Regions from separate parts of the Homo sapiens genome. Here region 1 is linked to region 2. Evidence: chromatin contacts called from ENCODE Hi-C or POLR2A ChIA-PET data. All regions are on one chromosome and are shown on one strand. The core of a region is the stretch at or near the end of the contact, and the rest is flanking DNA. Distances in the headings are between cores, read along the strand shown.

Region 1 (3,476 bases), core at 361-2,860, 51 kb before region 2:
CTGAGCGTGGTGGTGTGCGCCTGTAATCCCAGCTACTTGGAAGGCTGAAGCGTGAGAATCGCTTGAACCTGGGAGGCGGAGGTTGCAGTGAGTCAAGATTGCACCACTGCACTCCAGTCTGGGTGACAGAGTGAGACTCCGTCTCAAAAAAAAAAAAAAAAAAAAAGGTTAAAGGGTAAATTTCATTATGTGTATTTTACCACACACAGAAAACAGGATGCCATGAAGCAACAAAGGAGGTGTCGCTTGTTATAAAGAAAGAAAAGTGAGCAAAAAAGATGCTTGTCACGTAATTTGAAAAGCAATATTATTATTTAATAATATTTTGTGCCAGCAAGCACATTTTATCAGAACAGAAAAGGGTATTTAATATTACTTCCAATGCTGAAGTTAGAATTAAAATCCATGCTGCTCTACAGTTCAAATCTATTCCTTGTAATTTTAAAAAGTAACGTTCAACTTCCCGTAAGTACATTAATTTTATAGATGTTTAAGAATACTAACTTTATCATCTTTTTCTTAATTAGTATACAGCTTTCAGTTCCACTAGAAAAAAATTAATTCTCACCTATCAATAATATAGTCACTCATAGAATCAGAGTTAGAAGATACCTTAGATTTTACTTTTCTAATCTAAGTATTTCATTAACAGATGAGGAAAAGTGAGGTCCAGAGAGGTAACCTGACTTGCCCAAAGTTGCACAGCTATTCAGCAATATTTATTAAGTGATAATTATTAATTACGTGCAAAGCACTACAGTAGGTACAAGAGGAAGATTTTAGGATCAGTGAGTTTATAGTTTCAAGGAGCATGCAATTTAATAGTGAGTATAAAACAAACACACAGAAAAATATAACACAAGGCAAGATGTATCTTAAGAGCCTGAGAAAGTACAAAGAGACATGTTTCAACAGAAAGAAAAGGAATCAAAAGGCATAATTTTTCCCTTGGGGAAAGGGCTGGCCATCCCTGGGCAGGGTGGGTCTCCTTCCTCAGTGTTCCTGCAGCAGTCTGTTCATGTGACTCATAGTGATATTTGCCATACAGTGGTTTGTTTATAGGCCTGTTGTTACAAAGTAAAATAGTCCTGGAAGTTCATGTACAATCCATCTGAAACAATAGGTTATGTATCCCTAGAGCTTAGCTCAATGTTTAGCAGACAGAACTTAGTAAATACTAATGAGCAAATGAGTGACAGAGTAAACATGTGCATGGATGAATGAATGAACAGAAGAATGCAGAGTTCAGCTGTGGTTTAGGACTCATGATTCACCTAATGAGTCCAAGAAATGATTTAGGGTGGGAAAAGTTGGGCAGAGAGGAAAAGATAGAGAAGCTTTTCTGCCCTTTCTCTAGTGTCTCTTCATTGTTTTCTTTACATTATTGGATATTTCTTCATTTTTTACAAAAGCCAAGGATACTAAGTCTGGGGTAAATCTGGTCAACTATGTACACAAAGGTTTTCATTATGCATCTCTCTCCCATTCTTTCTTACTTTTGCAAGAAACAACTTGGCACCAAAGAATGGCCACTTCCTGGCTACTGTCAAATAAATGCGCACACAGTCAGCAGCACTGTGTCCCCGGAGGGCCATCCATCTGGTTGAAAGTCGCTGGCAAAGCTGCCTAAAAAAAAAGAAAAGAACAAAAACAAAAACACTAAAGCAAAAACATAAACAGTGTGTCATAGTCTTAAGATAAAACTCTCCTTGAGCCAATCCTAAGCATAACTGTGATCCCTAGGCATAACCCAGGTAAAGATTTTGTGACTCTCATCACACCACTGTCCATCACTTGTCCTTTCTGGAATATTCCTTTCACCAAATTCTCATACTATTCGTGTTTTCGGCATGAACTAGGTACCCACAGCAGGTCCATTTTTAAAATCTGAATATCTACCATCAAAACTTAGCGTAAATTAGTTTAAAAGATAATTTCTCATGGGAATATTTTCATTTTAAAAGAAAAGTACAGGCCCGGTGCAGTGGCTCACGCCTGTAATCCCAGCACGTTGGGAGGCCGAGGCGGGAGGATCACCTGGGGTCAGGTGTTTAAGACCAGCCTGGCCAACGTGGTGAAACCCCGTCTCTACTAAAAATACAAAAATAAGCCAGGCATGATGGCGGGTGCCTGTAATCCCAGCTACTCGGGAGGCTGAGGTGGGAGAATCACTTGAACCCGGGAGGTGGAGGTTGCAGCGAGCCGAGATCACCCCATTGCACTACAGCCTGGGTGGCAGAGCAAGACTCTGTCTTAAACAAAAACAAAAACAAGTAGTAGAGCCCAAAGATGAATCCCTGATGGTAGAATTTTAGGTCCTCCCACCCCTGGCTTGGAGAGATGTTAGATGCAAGGTGAAACTTGTCAAATCAAATTACAAAGGCAAGCACTTATTCTACATAGACAAAAGGCTGATCTTAAATGTTTCTATTTTGGAAAAGCTCACGATAAATTGGATTTGCCTCTATTTCTAAATCTAATCAGCTTCTCTTTATATATTCTCTGAAATTGAAACTCCAAATTGAGGTAAATTAGAAACTTTTATATTAAAAAGTCTTTTGTAAGAAGATAGTTTATTTTTATTTCAACTTATTCATAATAGAATATACAAAATATAATTTTTTGGTATGTACTTCATAAAATTAAACATATTATTGGCCAATTTTTTTCTCTTATTTATTATCAGGGTTGTTCTGGACAAGAATGAAAAAGATCAATTAAAAAGTACATCTAAAGCCTTTTTTTTTAATTAAAGAAAGTTTAAATATAGATTCTAAAGCTTCTGGGCTTATCTTAAATAAAAATATTGGCTGGGCACAGTGGCTCACGCCTCTAATCCCAGCACTTTGGGAGGCTGAGACAGGCAGTTCATGAGGTCAGGAGATCGAGACCATCCTGGCTAACACGGTGAAACCCCATCTCTACTAAAAATACAATAAATTAGCTGGGTGTGGTGGCGGGCGCCTGTAGTCCCAGCTACTTGGGAGGCTGAGGCATGAGAATGGCTGTACCCGGGAGGCGGAGCTTGCAGTGAGCCGAGATTGGGCCACTGCACTCCAGCCTGGGCGACAGAGCGAGACTCCGTCTCAAAAAAAAAAAAAAAGAAAGAAAAAAAATCTATAATCTCCTGTGGCTCAATCATGTTAAAAAAATCTTGAGAAAGCTGTCCAAATGTTTTTCACCTTTAAAATTTGAACACAAAAATATTACCAAAAAACTAGTATGACCCTACCCTATAAAGAGTTACAAAGATTTCCTTACCTTAACTGCTCTTCAGAACAGCCATCTCTATACCTTTTAGGATAAAATTTCTCTATGACTTGCTTTAGAGTTTGATTCACTTTGCACTGATTGGTAACATGCCCTGCTGGAGTTGAGAAAGGTCTTTCAAAATCTCCAATCTCTACCTAATTGGAAATCCACAAAAGTGAAAATATATTGAAAAGAGTTTTAAGACAGAAAATCAGTTAGTTTTA
Region 2 (3,732 bases), core at 1,048-3,547:
TGAGACAGAGTCTCGCTCTGTCACCAGGCTGGAGTGCACTGGCACAATCTCGGCTCACTGCAACCTCTGCCTCCTGGGTTCAAGCGATTCTCCCGCCTCAGCCTCCCGAGTAGCTGGGGCTACAGGTGTGCGCCACCACGCCCAGCTAATTTTTGTATCTTTAGTAGAGATGGGGTTTCATCATGTTGGCCAGGATGGTCTCGATCTCTTGACCTCGTGATCCGCCTGCCTTGGCCTCCCAACATGAAGAACTTTTAAAGCAGAAAACAGAACTAAGAGGTAGGGACTGTCATGTAAATCTCTAAGGAAGTGAAAGGAACAGGAATAATATTTTGGTATGATTACAATCACACAGCTATTTTACATATATAAAATATATGCAAGAGTCTACTCATGTATATTTTATTAAGAATTAAAAATATGTGTATTTACACATTGACATATAGGCAAACAAATGTTGAACCTTAATTTATCAAGATTTTCACAATCACATTTTAAATTTCTTAACTTCTGTAATCACTTTTAAAGTAACCTCACATTTTAAAAAAACACAATTCAGTAGTATTTTTTCATTCAAGTTCCATAAGCTACTAAGCAGTTTACAGATTTTAAAAATATTTCATAAAAGAGAAACAATAAGATTGAAAGATATAAACAAACTATTTCTTTCACTTGCCAGCAGCTATAACATAAAATTCAATGGAACATTTATACAATGATTCATTTGCCTTTACAGAAAACTACCTGGGAGTTGCAAGCCACATTTCATGAGTCACTACAATTGGAGATTTAGAATATATTAAATAAAATCAAGGACTTAGGTAATTATTTATAAAAGTATCCAGCAATTTTTAAAAATATGTATTAACATTTAAGGGACATATTAGAACAATGCCACTCTTGTGACACTGCTTTTTATTTGACTCAGACAAGTAACAGTTGCTATAATATCTTCATTTTTCATAGAATAAACAAAAATGTAGACCTATAGGGACCTCAGTGATTGTCATGGCTAAGGCCCAAGGAGACTAAGGCCCAGAGATTAAAGGATTTGTCCAAAGTCAAAGAGTTAGGCAGGGGCAATGTTGGAACACAAGTCTCAGGCTCCCAGGACCAGGGCCAGTGTGCCAGGCACTGTCCTAGATGCTAGGGATAGAGCAAACAACAAAAATATTGGCTCTCGTGGAACAAATTCTAGCGGAAGGAGACCACTGACAAACAGGCAGTAGGTGGTATGGAACAATAAAACATAGAGCAGACTAAAGGGAATAAAAAGAGCTGGCAACAGAAGAAAGACAAAGGGCTGCAATTTGAGTGGTGTGGTCAGGGTGGACCTCATTGAGAAAGCAGCGTTTGCTGATGGAGGTGAGGGAGTCAGCTATACGGACATCTAGGGGAAGAATACCAGCTGGAGGAAACAGCAGTGCCAAGGTCCTGAAATGCAAGCATGCCTGGCATGTCTCAGAACAGCAAGAGGGCCAGTGAGACTGGAGCTGAGTACAGAGAAGAAAGGAGATGAGGTCAAGTACGTGACCGAATCCTGGAACACCTTATAGCCGTTGTGAGGAGCCACTGCAGTGTTTCCAGCAAAAGTGTGTCATAACCTGATTCTGGCTGTAGCGGGGCAAGTTGAGAGCAAGAAGACCAGTGGAAGCTCAAAATATGAAACCAAGGAAGGCTGAGCAGCTCCAGTTGAAGCCGAGGGGATTGGAAGTATCCAGAGGTTCCATGGAACACAGTTTGAAAGCCAACAGACACACCATGCTGCATTAAGGGCTTTTTATAACATACAGATGTCATTTGGTGGAATTAGATCTCTCTGTAACCACTACCTACACACAGAATGTCTTCAAAATCCACTAAAAATCATAGACATATTCCAAGTAAATGTTGTTCTCCACTTTAACATCAGATTAATTGACAAATTTTAAGGTATATTTTCTGCCAGTTAGCAGTGTAACAACTTTAGCTGAAATAAGTCTATTTCACAAATGCCAAGAAAGAAACCTCATTTTGGCCAATTATCTCACTTCATTCCAACAATAAAGTGATCTCCCTCTCACAGACAATAAAAAGCTGAAAAAAAAAAACTATATAATTTGTCTGAAATCACAGAGAATTAAGAAGAGAATTAGGAATATAAACATATCAGTCATAGGCTAAAGTTCTTTTCACTAGGGTCTGAAGCAAGTTCTTGGATTTAAAAAATAATCCTGTAATGGAGATAAAATTCCCAATTAATATTCAGAATGATCTGGAGTTGCCTCATATGCCTGCGATTTTCCCTCACCTCGTTTCATGGCTCTGGGGCTGCCTGGCCCACTCCTACTGCGTGAGTCTGACTCTGACGTCCGGGAGCTGGATCTGGAGCTGTCTTCTTCCTCTGACCCAGATGAGTCATCCAGGAAAGGGCTGCTACTTATTTGGGTCGCCTTCTAAAGAAAAGTGGAACAACCTCCCTGTATCCATCCCTAATGTTACCACTCATCCAAGAAAAGGCTGCTAGTTATTAGGGTCGCCTCCTAAAGAAAAGCAGAGCAACCTCCCTGTATCCATCCCTAAGGTTATCACTCTTTTTAGATAACAGAAAGTTTTACAGGAAGAAGTCATAGCATAGAATTTTTTTTTTTTTTTTTTTTGAGGTGGAGTCTTGCTCTTGTCACCCAGGCTGGAGTGCAATGACATGATCTCGGTTCACTGCAACCTCCGCCTCCCAGGTTCAAGCGATTCTCCTGACTCAGCCTCCTGAGTAGCTGGGATTACAGGCACCTGCCACCACGCCCGGCTAATTTTTATATTTTTAGTAGAGACAGGGTTTCGCCATGTTGGCCAGGCTGGTCTCGAACTCCTGACCTCGTGATCCGCCCGCCTCGGCCTCCCAAAGTGCTGGGATTACAGGCGTGAGCCACCGTGCCCAGCCAGCATATGATTTTTAAAAGGAATTTGGGAATGTATTTTGCTGTTATCAAAATCATGTTGTTAAACCCTGAATTCTAATAAGCAATTATAAAAGATGCCTGAAAATATAAGGTTGTCAATACCTGCAATCCTTCTTTTAATTAATACTTCAAGCAAGGAAGGGGTACCCTGGCACTGATACAAAGATCTGCCTAAATTAGGAGTTTTCATTACATTATTAATAATATGTCTCCTTTAAACAATTCATGGCCATGGGGAGGTGGGGGAATCACATGGGACACAGTAAAAACTGACTCAGACCTCTAACATTCTGATAAGTGTCTTCTGCAGACCTTTCCATTCCTTCTTTTTTATGATATGTTAACGTGAACTTGTAAAACTTTCTATAAAGGGAGAGCCTGTGTAAAATGTTAAGAATGGAATCTGGAGCTTGAATTAACAATTTCCTTGATCCATCATGAAGAGAAGCACATGTTTTAACAATAACAATAATGAGTTACCCCCTTCAAAGTTGTATACACTGGGGTGGTCATGTTCTTGTATATCAGAGATGTATAAAGTCCTGATGTAGTATAGGAAAGGGTTGCAGCAGAATCTGAAACAGAAAAACAGGAAACAACATTTTAAAAAACTTCTAATTAGCACATTGGTCTTTTTCTTATGAATACAAATGAGCATAATCTCCATTTAAAAAGCAATTCGATTAATACATGATTACTAACTGTATAGTCTACTTTACAGATTATGGCATTTACAGGTTTATTTATACACTTTTTTACATGGTTCATTATTTCCTCATGTGTGCTAGTTCCC

What was found. Hi-C counts contacts between places; a loop is a spot of excess contacts on that map. ChIA-PET counts read pairs that join two places held with the same protein, here RNA polymerase II (POLR2A).
Region 1: a loop to region 2 is called in a map of PC-3, with 4 times the contacts of the local background. The contact joins two enhancer-like sites. A Hi-C loop is called at or near these places in 2 of 168 maps with a recorded cell type or tissue (PC-3 and breast epithelium) and 1 of 37 single-sample maps with no recorded cell type. POLR2A ChIA-PET finds 5 or more read pairs at or near these places in 4 of 52 experiments (A673, PC-3, activated CD4-positive, alpha-beta T cell and 1 more).

What each region holds. Positions count from the first base shown.
Region 1 is chr2:43,757,050-43,760,525 of GRCh38, reverse strand. PLEKHH2 (pleckstrin homology, MyTH4 and FERM domain containing H2) reads right to left here. Exons shown (of 30, transcript NM_172069.4): 26 at 3,262-3,407; 27 at 1,497-1,626. Among named protein-coding and RNA genes, the nearest start is that of DYNC2LI1, 15 kb to the left of the region's middle. Within about 2 kb of position 1,610, at least 7 of the 41 ENCODE cell types and tissues checked have a DNase peak (open chromatin) inside an H3K27ac peak, as active enhancers do; they include PC-3, where a contact is called at or near this core.
Region 2 is chr2:43,706,104-43,709,835 of GRCh38, reverse strand. It overlaps PLEKHH2 (pleckstrin homology, MyTH4 and FERM domain containing H2), which reads right to left. Exons shown (of 30, transcript NM_172069.4): 10 at 3,420-3,514; 11 at 2,291-2,435. Among named protein-coding and RNA genes, the nearest start is that of C1GALT1C1L, 32 kb to the right of the region's middle. Within about 2 kb of position 2,297, at least 5 of the 41 ENCODE cell types and tissues checked have a DNase peak (open chromatin) inside an H3K27ac peak, as active enhancers do; they include PC-3, where a contact is called at or near this core.